Linked DNA regions of Mus musculus: region 1 is linked to region 2. A link is a contact called in ENCODE Hi-C or POLR2A ChIA-PET data. All regions are on one chromosome and are shown on one strand. Each heading gives the region's core, a stretch centred on a gene start or an enhancer-like site at or near the end of the contact. The rest is flanking DNA. Distances are from core to core; before and after follow the strand shown. Region 1 holds the start of Nxn (nucleoredoxin). Region 2 overlaps Nxn (nucleoredoxin).

Evidence for each region. Hi-C counts contacts between places; a loop is a spot of excess contacts on that map. ChIA-PET counts read pairs that join two places held with the same protein, here RNA polymerase II (POLR2A).
Region 1: a loop to region 2 is called in a map of gastrocnemius, with 2.2 times the contacts of the local background. The contact joins the promoter of Nxn here to the enhancer-like site in region 2. A Hi-C loop is called at or near these places in 6 of 37 maps with a recorded cell type or tissue (CH12.LX, Patski, adrenal gland and 3 more). POLR2A ChIA-PET finds 5 or more read pairs at or near these places in 4 of 5 experiments (Patski and embryonic stem cell).

What each region holds. Positions count from the first base shown.
Region 1 is chr11:76,396,938-76,403,550 of GRCm38, forward strand. It overlaps Nxn (nucleoredoxin), which reads right to left and starts at 2,204. Exons shown (of 8, transcript NM_008750.5): 1 at 1,764-2,204. The coding sequence starts at 2,123.
Region 2 is chr11:76,354,981-76,362,413 of GRCm38, forward strand. All of the region lies in intron 1 of Nxn (nucleoredoxin), which reads right to left. Among named protein-coding and RNA genes, the nearest start is that of Nxn, 40 kb to the right of the region's middle. Within about 2 kb of position 4,134, at least 1 of the 3 ENCODE cell types and tissues checked has a DNase peak (open chromatin) inside an H3K27ac peak, as active enhancers do; it is gastrocnemius, where a contact is called at or near this core.

The DNA.
Region 1 (6,613 bases), core at 954-3,453, 40 kb after region 2:
ATTTTCAAATAAGATCCTGCTGGGCCTGTGTCATCCAGATGTTCATCTGAGTGGGACCAGCCAGGGCAGGATAGGGCTACAGAACATGTTCTTTCATGCAAAGGGGTTACCCAGGATAGAAGAAGCCATTGTCATATCAAACACGCTCCTATTTTGGGGGCAAAAGACATTAGACATTTCTAAAACATCTCAGTTTGCTTCCTATTTTTATTGCCCAGAAATTTTATTTCCCCTTCTGTAAAAACTACAATAGGACATAAGTCTGGAACATTCTGCCATTTGGTGTATATATTCCAAAGCTAGAAATCATTTGTATTGCCCAATAAGGATATTATTTTAAACAGATTTTAGTCTACAACAGAAAAAGGCCATGACAATGAAATATTTTTTCAATAAATGACTTCTGAACATTATTCCTTCCCAAAAGGATCATCACAACAACCACCAAAAAGAAAACAAAGGATTCCCATATTTTTAAGCAAAAAAAAAAAGTACTAGTCGTGCATATTCATACCCTAGCAGACACATAAATCATGTAGGAGCATAATAACTTGAAAAAGTAGTTAAGATGTAAAGTCTCGCGTCTGTGTGGTTAGTGGGCTGATGTTTTCCCAATATTAAATTTACCAACTGTATTTCTTAAACTATATTTCAAACTTTAAATCTCACATCTGTGCCTTACATTGCTTACACACTCAAGACATTTTGGGATCAAATTATAAGCCTATTTTGCTCTAAGTCTAAATCATGCGTCTCAACATGATTCTGTACACATAAAAGGAACACGTGGCATGTGTTACCACCCTCCCTGGAGGAACCTAAATGCCCCGAATAGCCCTTCTCCTGTGTGCCCTATAAACTAAGATGCTCCTCAGAAAACGAAAGAGCCAGAGTCATACGTTGCATTCGCCACGCGAATTAAGCAAGGGCACGTCAAAACTTTTCCTGTTAGCACTCATTGCAAAATGTCTTGAATTGGTTTTATTGAAACAGACGTCTTCACCCAACAGATACGCTCAGAAACCCGAACTTAATTTCATCAGCAAACTGATGGGCCGTTTGCTGTCATTCATCTGCACCGATGGGATCAGTTCCGCACCGAATTCGAAGTGTGCCAAGTCAGCCCACCACCAAACTATGGCACGTACAAGGATCGCGGGCTGTTCTGGGCCTGGGAAGATTGCTGGACAGCCAGACAATGAAAAGCTCCCCGGTGGCCACTAACTCAGCCCAGGGGGCGGGGCGGGGGCAAGGGAAGAAAGGGGGAGAGGAGTGAACTCCCCTCTCTCCTAAAGCCCCGATCAGCAGCCGCCTCCGGGTCCCTGGCCACAGAGGAGGGGGTCCCAGGAAGGCAAGATTTCTCTAGGAAAGAAAGGAAACTTCCTGGTGCAGGCATTATGGGAAGGGGGCTCGTGCCCTCCCCACCCCCCACACCACAGGTATCTGCGAGGAGTCAAGTGGCTAGAGGAGGAAGATAAGGGTTGTAGAGTGGGGAGGGCAGAGAGCGGCCACTCCTACGCGATTCCCATCGCGTGGACCAGAGGGGTGTCAAACTTCCCAGCGTGGGCTCAGCTGGGTACTGGCACCCAGGAGTTGCCGCGAGCGCCTCAACACGACAGGATCCTGGATGGGGCAAGAGGAGGGAGCGGGCCAAGATAGAGATGGCAGGCCTATGGACAGCCGGTGAGGGCGGCGAGCAGCTGGCTCCCAGAACGTGGACCGCGCCTGCAGGCCGGGGGCGCCGCGGGGCCCGCGCTACTCACCTTCCGGTGCTTCTCCTTGTAGGGCAGCGCCAGCCATGGCATGTCCCGCACGAAGTCCTGCCACTGCCGCTGGTCTTGGTCCGAAGACACGAAGACGATCTCCAGGCGGTGCCGGGGCTCTGGCTCCGCGGCTGCGCCGGCCCCCGCCCCGGCCCCCGGCCCGGCCGCCGCGTCCCCTCGCAGGCGACCGTAGAAGGCGGCCAGGCTGGCGCTGAGCTGCGCGCAGGGGGCGCTCAGGCTGCACCCGAAGTAGAGCCCCAGCAGCGCGATGCCGCGGGCGCCCAGCGAATGCACGTCCACCTCCTCGCCACCGCCCGTCACCAGCTTGTCTCCCAGCAGCTCCTCCAGGAAGCCCGACATCCTGGCCCACCGCAGCCCCGGCACGCGGGCGGGCGGGTGGGCTCGCAACAGCTACCGGCTCGCTGGTCCGCGCGGCGGGCGGAGGCAGCGGCGGCAGCGGAGGCTGAGAGGGGAGCCCCGCCCACCGGGCCGCCCAGCCACTCCCCTCCATAGCCACGCCCCCTCCGTGGCTGGCCCGCGCTGCGCAGGCAGGTCCCTAGCAGCTGGCGTCTTGGCGCGAGCCTCCGGTACGTGGCTAAAGTAAGAAACCTGACCCGAGTTCTACACCAGGACTAGATTGCCTGGACTTAAGGCAGGAGAACGATCCTCCCGGAACTGGCGCTTTCCGAGGCTGCAAAAGGAGCTAAACCGCATCCCTACCCCTTAATTCCTCTCACCTTTCACTTCTAAACCCTCTCCACACTGAAGTTCTGCACCGGTTCTTGCTCTTTTTCCAGCCTCTCCTTCTCCCTTCCCAATACTAACCCTTAAGACATTTTGAACCCCAAAGACCTCATATAAAACTTGTAGGGTTTTAACATCATCACCACCCAATGTCACTATATCAGGCCAGGTCTTGTTCATCAGTCATGTGTGTGTTTTGTGCTTGTTACTATAAGTAGACTGGCGGGCGCCACCTCTCTGTTTCTGATGCCAAGCACAAGAGAGAGAATTCATAAATACTTGTGGGCTGATTACAAGTCACAGTGTGGGATTTCAGTCCACAGGTCGCTGGAACCATTCCCCGATGGGAAATGGCTCTCTTCCATTTCCGTAAATGTATGCAACAGATGGCGCAGCGTTTCCAAATCAGTATTGGCTGCTCTCCTGACTTCATAGCTTATCTCAGGTCTGCTAGTAGTTGAGAGAGAAAAAAAATTTTAACCCCATCTTGAAAGATGCTTTCCAATGCCTAGGAAAGAACCCTGATTAAACAAATGATCTGTGGCAAGTTTCCTAGGCACGAACACAGGACAAAATGTACACTATTACACATACACATGCATACACACATTTTTAAAAAAGAGGACCATTCATGTGTATCAGCTCAGCTACTAACAACAGTGACATTTTAAGAGGAAAACCCAACCACTGGCTATCCTTCATGGCTTTCGAGGTTATTTCTTTCGTATCTGCCGCCATCTAATGGAAGAATGAAAGAGAGAACTCTACCAACACATAAGATGCAAAAGATTAAAGTGAAAGCAGCAGAATGCTTTAATTACACAGGCTTCCTCTACTGTAACACACACACACACACAAACACACACACACAGAGAGCACAAAGTGTATGACACAAGACCATTTAAATTTCAGAATATAACCTCATACTTCTAGTAGAAATGCCCCAAAGTCCTCAGTGTGTTTAAGGTAGAGAGAAAAATTGTTTAAGTTTTCAGGCCTGTAAAATATCATCACATGAACCAATGAAAGTGTTAAAGACAATCTTCACACACTGGTGCCACAAATGGTGGCTCACGCCTTTAATCCCAGCACCCAGGAAGCACATCTTTGTGAGTTTGAGGGCAACCTGGTCTACAACAGCCAGGCTTACACAATGACACCCTGCTTCAAAACACTAAATAAATTGTCTTATTCGTGTGTGTGTGTGTGTGTGTGTGTGTGTGTGTGTGTGTGTATTCATCTGGTATTACAGGGCATTGTGAGACACCCCATACAAATGTAGAGGTCCAAACATGAATTCTCTAGAGCTCTTAACCAAGCTGAGCCATCTCTCCAGCAACCCTAGCATCCTGTTTCTAAAGCCTTAAATTTATGGATATGATGGTGCGTTCCTGTAATCCCAACTGTTAGGAGGGTGAAAGCAAGAGGATCCTAAGTTCCAGGCCAGCCTGTAGGCAGAGGGAGGCTCTGCTTCAAAATAAACTCTTAAAGTGAATTAAAATGTTTCATCTTGGGGCTGGAGAGATGGCTCAGTGGGTAAGAGCACCCGACTGCTCTTCAGAAGGTCCTGAGTTCAAATCCCAGCGACCACATGGTGGCTCATAACCATCTGTAATGAGATCTGACTCCCTCTTCTGGTGCATCTGAAGACAGCTACAGTGTGCTTACATATAATAAATAAATAAATATTAAAAAAAAAGTTTAAAAAATTTCATCTTCCCATCGGAGTCACATTTGAAGTATTCCTGAGTGGGTATGTGATTTCACATGTCTGAAAGCGTGTCAGACAGATAGATATCTGCAGTCAGACATCGTCAAATTCTAAACATATGTGAAAGGAGGCCAGGCATGATGGCCAGATATGCCTTTAGTCAAGGCAGAGTCAAGGCAGATCTCTGTGAGTTCGAGGCCAGCTTGGTCTATATAGCAAATTCCAGGCCAGAGCTATGTAATAAGACCCTGGCTCAGTTCACAAAAATGTGCTTCAACCCAAAGAACAGAGGACCAGGAGCAGAAATAGGCGAGGAAAGGCTCCGGGGGATCGGGAAGTGGGGAAGTCATTACTGAGTTGGTAAACTGGGCGCAAGAGCGGCGTGCAGAGGTCACGTGCTCAGCAGCATCCTTTCATTACTTTACAGGAAAGCAGTTTCCACTGGAGTGTGTCCAAGCCGGCATCTGGCACCTGGGAAAGTGAGAGTCCGAACACACTGCACGTGAAATATAAATACAATTTGGAGAATTGTTGGTGCAGCATGCCTTGGGGAGAAGCCAAAGCCTGCAGCTGCCTTTCAAAGGGGTGTGGCAGGAGGGGGGGGGTTTGCAATGGAAATGATTCCAAACTCATAATTCCAGCGGGTGTTTGATGCTAGAAGCCCAACAAGACTCATTTGGCTTCTTGTAAAGAATTAGTCAACGTCCTCTGGCCTGAAAGAGGTAAGAGACCCACTTAAAGAAACTGTTCCATCCAGGATTTAATTATGTTACATGTCTTAAATTTTGTATTAAAGAAGCACAGCATGCCTAATTTTGTAAGAAATGTGTACTACTTTCTTTTGAAAAATTACAGTTAGAGTCCCATGGTATCATTCAAAATACACACAGAACAAATATATGTTTGCCATCTTTAAGATTCATCAAGCTACCAAGGGTAGCTCAGTGGTAAAGTAACTGCATAGCACCACGCTAAAGGCCCTAAGTTCAATTGCCTAGTACTATAAAGAAAAATTCATAAATCAGGGCTGGCAAGATGGCTCAGCAGGGAAAGGTTCTTGCCATGTGTCTTAGACTTTCTATAAAACACCATAACCAAAAGCAATTTGGAAAGGAATGGGTTTATTCTCTCCACACTTCCACACATCAAAGGCAGTAAAAACAAACAAACAAACAAACAAACAAACAAAAAAACAACTCAAACAGAACAGGAGCTGCTGCAGAGGCCATGGAGGGGGCTGTCTCCTGGCTTGCTCCTCAGCCCCCTTTTTTAAATTTACTTATTTATTTTATGTATATAAGTATTTTCAGAGGGCATTGGATCCTTTTATAGATGGTTGTGAGCCACCATGTAGTTGCCGGGAATTGGACTCAGGACTTCTGGAAGAGCAGTCAGTGCTCTTAACCATTGAGCCATCTCTCCAGCCCCCAGCCTTAGAGAACCTAAGACCACCAGTCTAGGGATGGCATCCCCCACAACAGGGAAGTTCTTCCCACATCAATCACTAATTAAGAAACTGCACTACCGATTTGCCAACGGACCAGGTTTTTTGTTTTTTTGATCTATCTTCTTTGGTTCATTCTTTGGTTCTTTGGTTCTTTCTTTCTTTCCCTCTCAAAACAGGGTTTTTCTGTGTAGACCTCACTGTCCTGAATCACGCTGTAGGCCAAGATGGTCTCGAATTCAGAGATCTGTCTGTCTCTCTGCCTTCCAAGTGCTGGGACCAAAGTCACCAGCACCGACCAGCACCTACAGATCAGTTTTATGGAGGTATTTTCTGTAAAGAATGCCTCTTCCCACGTGCTCTAACATAAATCAAGCTGATGTAAAACTAGCCAGTCCACCATGTGACCCTAGAGAGACACTTGTGTTTGGTCCCTGGAACCTCTGTAAGACTGGAAGGAGAGACTTGATACCACAAAGTTGTCTTCTGACCTCCACATGCATGCTGTACTCACACACATCATACACACACACACACACACACACACACACACACACACACACACACACACTGTTTAAATTAAAGATCTGGGTCTGGGGAGGTGACTAAGCAGAAGCACTTGCTGCTCTTCTAGAGGTCCCAAGTGCTATTCCCAGCATCCACATGATGGCTCACAACTGTCTGTAACTCCATTTCCAAGGGATGGGATGCCCTGCTCTGACCTCCTCAGATACCAGGCACACACATGATACACAGATATGCATACAGGCAAAATACACATAATGTAATTTTTGAAAACCAAAGATCCATATATCAGCATGGTGGTACACACCTATAATCCCAGCATTTAAGAAGGTCCTCCGATGCAGAATCATCCTGAGTTCAGGGCCAGTAACATCTTGCTTGAAAAAAAAATTTCAAGACAAAGAGTTTCTCTGTGTGGGCCTGGCT
Region 2 (7,433 bases), core at 2,884-5,383:
CCGTCTACAGATCAGGACACTGTAATTCCTAACACTGCTCAGCTATTTCATGGAGCTGGTAATAAACGTGGGGAATGTGTTACCTAAGAAGGAAAACACGCGTTATATTATAAGTCATTAGTGACAGCAGCTGTTCCCACTAAGACACTAGGTACTTCGATGTTCTTCGGGGCCTCTGCTAATAACAGAGTAATTGGCTGTACAAGGGTGGGTGTGGTAAATTTCACTTCGCCTGACAATTATGCTCAGTGGCTCTGCAAACTGTGTTGAGGCCTCAGACTGTCTGGTCACCATCTCGGCTAAGTAGTCCGTGGCAGTTGTGTGATGGCCTCTACCTTTTCTGAGGCTGCCACCCAACATGAGGCTGATCCTCTTGGTCAGTTCCGAATGGAAGCAGGGGTGGGGTTGCGAGGCATGTCTTGCTGAAGACCTCGGTACCCACCACCAGCATACACAGGAGGCAAGGTACGGCTTCCCTGCCCCTACTTATCTATTTTAGGTTAGAAATGGCCAGAGGACATCTGAAAGCCACGCTGAACGTTGTCAGAGGCCACAAGCAAAGGGCTTCTTGTTTCCTGATAATAGCACGTGACCTGTGAGAAGTCAGCCACAGCTGGACGCTCCCTGCCACTCAGCTGCTTGGCCAAGGGTCACCCTCACCCACTCACTGCCCCACCTGGCTATGGCAAATGGGTTCCTCCCACAAGTCTCTTCCCCTTCTGCTGGCCCCGCTCAGCACTTGCATAGGGGAGGGGTTGCAATTCTCTCTGGTCCTAACCCCAGAGTAACTGTTCTAGATATTCTTTTAAATTTATATATTTTTTAATTCTTTTAAATTTATATTTGTATGGGTGCGCATGGGCATATGTGCAGGTAAGTGTGGGTACACACGCCAGGGTGTTATGGGTAGAGGTCAAAGGATAACTGTGGGGAGTCTCTCCTTCCACCTTATGGGTCTCAGGGATCAAACTCAGGCGGTCATGAGCCATTTCACTGACCCTAAGTTTGCATGTTCTTTTTTTTTTTTCTTTTAAGTTTGCGTGTTCTTAGAAGGGTCCGAGACTTTTAGCACATCAGAACATGATACTGGTGTGGGAAACTGTTCCTTTTCTATTTCGCTCGAGGCCTGTCTGTTCTTCTCAGGCTGGATCTGTACCAGAGTCACCTAGAGGAGCTGGGGCTGCTGCTCAGTGGCAGAGCGCTTCGCCTGGGGTGCCTGAGTCCTACCCCCAACCCAGCACCGAGGGTCGAAGAGAAGCCTGGAGGGTCTGTCAGGGTGCCAACCCAGAGATCCTGACTCGGAAGGGAAGGTGGGCTGGGCTGGGGTCCAAGACTTTGCAGTCTTATTAGATTCTCAGCAGTTGGTGCTGCTGGTGCAAGCAGGCTTTCGGAGCCCTTCCCAGTGCCACAGAGGCGGATGGACTTTTCAGCCACCTCTCCTGTCTCTCTTCTTCTTCTTTTTTTTTTTTTTTCCGTTTTTCGAGACAGGGTTTCTCTGTATAGCCCTGGCTGTCCTGGAACTCACTTTGTAGACCAGGCTGGTCTCGAACTCAGAAATCCACCTGCCTCTGCCTCCCGAGTGCTGGGATTAAAGGCGTGCACCACCACACCCGGCTCCTGTCTCTCTTCTTGATGAGGCTTCCAAACAGATTAAGAATGCTTTGTTTGCCTGTTGGTTTGGTTGTTGGTTTTGGGGTTTGGGTTTTGAGGTAAAGGGGCATTCTATTTTTGTGTGGCCTGGGACTCAGGGTCAGGACCCCACCGTGACAAGGCCCCTGGGCGCACACCATCACACGGGCGTGTCTGCTTTATGACAGGGTCTCAGTGAAATGCTCACAGTGATGCTCAACTATTGGGGTGAAGTGACCTGAAGTGACCTTCCTCTCGGGCTCCAGAGTGGCTGAGACATCAGATGTATGCCACTGCCTGGCTATTAAAAAAAAAAGTATTTTTAAACAATCTAATTTAGTTAATAATAAAGCTGAGCGGGAGAGAGCCACCCTCGGGGAGAGCAGGTACCAACTGATCAAGGGCCCTGACAGAACAAACTGATGGGGAAGAAAGTTCTCTTCATCTTTCCTGGTCTCTGGATGTTTTAGCTGCCCTGTCTTTGGATTCTAGGACCCACATAAATAGCGACCAGTTTCTGAAGCTTTTGGGGGGCCTTTTCAACCTCTATAATCTAGTGGGCCAATACCCCTAGCAATCCATTATCCGTCTGCCCATCTATACAGCCATCAGATGTGCATAAAAACAACCTGATCTCTCCATAAAAACTTGAAACTCAACAAGAATTATCCATTCCGATTCTCCTTCATCCTCCCCCACCGCCCCACAAGAGTCTCCCACCACCTCCCATCCCAGGCTGGCCTCAAATTCACGATCCACCGCCTTAGGCTCCCAGTGCTTGAGAGGGCCAGGGCAAGCTGGCTTACCTTTTTAAAGATGATAACATTTCTTAGCACACAGTAAACGCGGTCTTGCCACTGACAGGAAATAGTTAAGACTGTAAGGAGAAGCAGGAGAAGAGCCAGGGTCTCTTGCTTAACCAGCTCAGTTCAATCTTCAAGACCAAGTAGTGTCTGGAACCCCAGGTATGCCGGTCCTGGCAGGGACACTGTGCCGCCGCCGCCACCGCTCCCTCTGGTATCACACTACTGAAACAATGGTCCCAAGGAGACTGGAATTTTCCCAAGAATCTCAAGCTGAGAGAATGAAAAGGCCGAGCCTAGTGTTAGTAACGTCCGGAAACTGTGTCTCAGGAAAAAAGGTTCAAAGTTCTGATAACACCAGATCACCTTGCAGGAGACACTCGGGCCCAGACTGTAATGGATGGAACCACGCCTTGACCGCTTCACAATGCGTTCCTCTTGTCCTCTGTTTGAACACTTAGCTCTCTTGTCAAGGCCCCAAAGATGGACTTGAGGGTCCCTGAACCCCTTTATTTGTTCTTCTCCCCAATGTGGCCACAGCGGATCAATCTCCTTTCTCTGCCTCTCGATGTTACTTGACCCCCTGATTGGCACACTGAGGGACAGCGGTGAGCCTAGCATGTTAGGGCTCCCAGGAGCAGAGTCTGACCCTAACAGCTCCGGATCTGTGTTTGCTGTCACGGAAGCCAGCACTTACTTGTTGGTGAATATCTATTGTAAGACAGAGGCAGGGCAAGGCCTCTGGAGAAGAGCCTGGCCCAGGGAGAAAAGTCTGATTATTAAAATGATAAGCAGCAAGGAATAAATTAAATGACTGTTCATAGAAGGGGGACAAGGCACAAAGGAAAGAGGGAGGAAGACCTGACACTCACTGAGTCATAGGCACAGAGAGAAGGCAGGGGAGGGAAAGACTGATTTCCTAGTGTGAGGTTCACGGCAGGACTATTTCTAAAACCCCAGCCCAGATGAGGGCTGTACTGCCTAGCGCAGGGCAGGGCAAGGCAGCCCTCTGTACCTCTTCTGCCAGCACAAGCTTCTTGCATGAGGACCGAGAGCAAACCCCAGCATCCCACTGCCTCCCTGCTACAAGAAATGACTCAAAGAGGGGCTTATCATGAAATTCCTCTTTCATCTGGGCCTCCCACCAACTTAAAACAATGCCTTGAAAACTCACTCAAGACCCCTACGGTAAATCCACATCCCTATTATTCAGAAACCTCTTTCTAGAAAGCTGTTTATCCTGAACTCTATGTGGTCAGCTTCAGAAAAAAAAAAAAAAAAGCCTTCATTTAAGCAGCCTTTTCTAAAATAAATAAATAAAAGCCTCCACAAATACCAGGACATTATCAATTTGGACTAAATTCACAGATTCCGACACAGGCAGCCAAGATCTTCGGCCTCAAGCACAAACATGCTTTGCCTTTTATTAATCGCAAAATAAACAGATGGAGGAGATGGGGAGGGGGGTCTGCGAGCATGCCTCACTATGCACGTTAACAAATGACGTGGTGTTCGCAAGCTTCAATTAATTTTTAAGTAGGTATTTCATTTTGAACTTTATGATGATAAAAGTCATAAATGCAGGCTCCGGGAAATGTAGGAAGTGCAGTAAGAAGAAAACCAGGGGTCAGGGCTGCAAAAGCCTTTGAATTAGCAACTTATGATCAATAAAATCCCACAGCTGGCCAACTTCCAGTCCAAGTCAGAAGAGTCTTCTAGCCCAGCTCCAGAGTTGGACAGCATCGCTGCTGGCTGTCACTCATCATTACGTCGTTTCTTGCTGTGTTTTTTAAAACCACCACAGGACTCCACACCAATTCCCAAGCTTCTGCGGATCTCTTGTAAAAGTTACCACCTCGTCTGTACTGTGCGGTCTGTGGAGAAACCAGAATCCTCTGAGCTTAAAAATCCTGAAACGTGGGGCTTGGGGGTACCACGAGATCATGACAGCACCAACCAAAGGCTACTTATGGTCAGACAACTGGGGTGTGGAGGTACCACTGGATTATGACAGTGCCAAGCCAGGGCCACTTGTGGTGGGACAACCAGCAAAGAAGTCCATGAAAGGGCTACTCTGGGGAATAGGAAGCCATGAAGTCAGGTCAGGGTATAAGATATGGATGGGCCCAGGAAGCTTGGAAAGACGCAGAAGCAGGATTTGAGGTCATGGGAATTACAGGGAAACGGCAGCTCCAGGTTTGCTGCAGGGATTAAGCCCCTCCACAGGAGAGCTACCCTAAAGTTCATTTGCTGGGTTTATTGAGCAGCTACAAAAAGAGCTCTGTCTAAAGGAGCTGAGGGACAGAGACCCAGCTGGGTACCGACTGTGGTAATCTGTCTAAACAAAGCCACTCTCTACTCCACGCCAGCTACAGCCTTCGAACCCACACAGATAAAACCAGGCCACCATGTGTCTCTCTAGCTTACATCTGTTGCTCTCCAATGGATGACTAGAGTCTGCCACCACCATCACCCCCCCACCCCCGCATCATCAGCATGTCACTCAAATTCAGCTAATGACAGAAGTCACACATTTGAGTGTCAACACTGTATGAACATTTGTCATTGGGGGGATTAGCTAAAGCAATCTTATTTACACAAAATAAATGTCAAGGACTGGGGAGGTAGGGTAAAGTATTTGCCTTGGACCGGATTTCCTCAGAACCCACAAAGAAGCAGGGCACATCTGCAATCCCAGGACTCCTATCATGAAATGGGGCAGAGACAGTAGAATGCTCAAAAAGGTCCTGCTGGCCTGACACATAAAGTAGTGAGCAACAAAAAGAGTGACCATGTCTCAAACAAGATGGAAGGAGGTGGCAGATACCTGAGTTTGTCCTCCAACCTTCACACGCAGGCAGAGGCTCACACACATACACACACACACACACACACACACAGACATGCGTACGCACTTGCACACAATTCACAAGAGACAAAGCCTTTTGTCTTTTTGTTTCTCATCTTTTTTTCTCCACCTCCTTTGGAAAGGCCACATTCTGCCTGAGGCTCTGTAACTGGCCATGACCTGCTGAGTGACTGCAAGGGCAGCCCTTCTGTGCTTCTGCGCACAGCGTACCACCAGGTCCAGCACTGGCTCCAGAAAAAGTCCTTCCTGTAACTGGATATGCTGTGTTCTGCATGGCACACATGGCCCAGAGATCCAAATCTCCTAGGCCCTACAAACCGACAGACTGGACATTGCTGTGGAAGAAAAGACCTAAATGAGAGAGACACACAAGGAGAATAAAAGCAAGGAGAATGGAGGTATCACCATACCTAACTCCAACTACACAAAGAGCCACAAGAAGAATATTACCGATGCCGACCTTGTACATGAGGTACAAGCATGGAGAGGTGGTTCAGTGGCTAAAGCTCTTGCTGCACAAGTATAAGGACCTGAGTTCAAGTCCCAGAACCTACCTAAAGCCAGATTCAGTAGTGTACATTTGTAATCTCAGCACTCCTACAGCAAGATGGGCGGCAGAGACAGAATCCCTAAATACTCAAGGGCCAACTCGCATGCCATATGCAGGAGTGAAAGGAGCCTGTCTCAAACAAAGTGAAAGGGGAAGGGTGACACCTGGACTTGTGTTCTAACTGTCCCAGCCATGTGGTACAAATTAATGCACACCACTCACACACACTCACTCATATTCATACTCACATACACTCATGTACACACACTCACACATTCACACACATTCACACACACTCACACACTCACAAATTCAAACACACACATACACACGTACACGCTCATACTCACACACACACACACACACACACACACACACACACACACACACACACACACACACACACCAGAGCAGCTTTTTTTCTTTTAATCATGCCTCGAAGCTTCAGATAGGTTTTCAGAATTCATGGCTTATGTGGCTTTTTTTTTTCTATAACTTGCAAATATAAACAAATTAAAGTTGGATGCCTACAACTTTGTTTTTACTGAAAGAATATAAGTTCTAGAAATTCGGAGAAGGGACAGAGAAGGGACAGAGACAGCTTCCCAGACGGCTTTAGTGACCCTCAATCAAGTCCCCTTCATGCACTGTGACGGTCTGATGGTGTCTCTGACTAGACACAGGTGTGCATAAAATAAAACAGTTTAATACAGAAAGAAAAACAACAGAATGTGTTGTGACCTCGACTCAAGGCTGATGAGGAAATGACAACTTCCAGAGTCTCCCAGCCCTGAGGAGAAGCAGGCTCAGCTCCAGCCAGGGCTGTCTGCCTGAGAGGCATGTGGATTCATGCCTTGGGCTATTTAAATTTATTGGTATTATATTACTGTTTTGTTATTGGGGCAGGGCCTATGTCCCCTACCTGACCTGTTACTTGCTGTCAGAACTAGAACTCAAACTGCCTTTGCCTCCCGAGTGACAAGATGAAAGAGTGTGCCCTAGGCCTGGCTATTTTTATTATTTTTAAGATATGGGTGTCTGTGTGTGTTTGTGTGCATGTGAGTACAGGTGCCAACAGAGGCCAGAAGAGGACGCCAGGTCCCCTGGAGCTGGGGTTAGAAGAGGTTGTGAGCTGTCCGACACAGGTGCTGGGAACCAAACATGGGTCCCTGGCCAGCGCAATAAATGCTCTTGATGGCTAAGCAATCTCTCCACACCCTTGCCTTGGGTTCTCTGGCATTTTGTCAGCCAATTTCCTGCCCTTCACTGCACTTGTCTGGCTTACTTGATATGAAACTTAATTAGAGCTCTCATCTTCAAGCTGAAGAAGGCTTAAGATTAATTAAGACAAACATGATTTTAACAGCTAATCAAAAGAAGGTCACTGTGGAAAATAATGTGTAGACTAATTTTCTTGACTGTAATATCCAATTCACAGGCTGTAATATGAATATCAAATAGTATATAGGGACTGTGGGGATGGCCCAGCAGGTGAGAACAACTCTGTGTAAGCAGGAGGACCTGAGTGTGAATCCCCAGCAGCCACGTAGAAAGCCAGGCATGGCTCTGCTACACTGGAGAG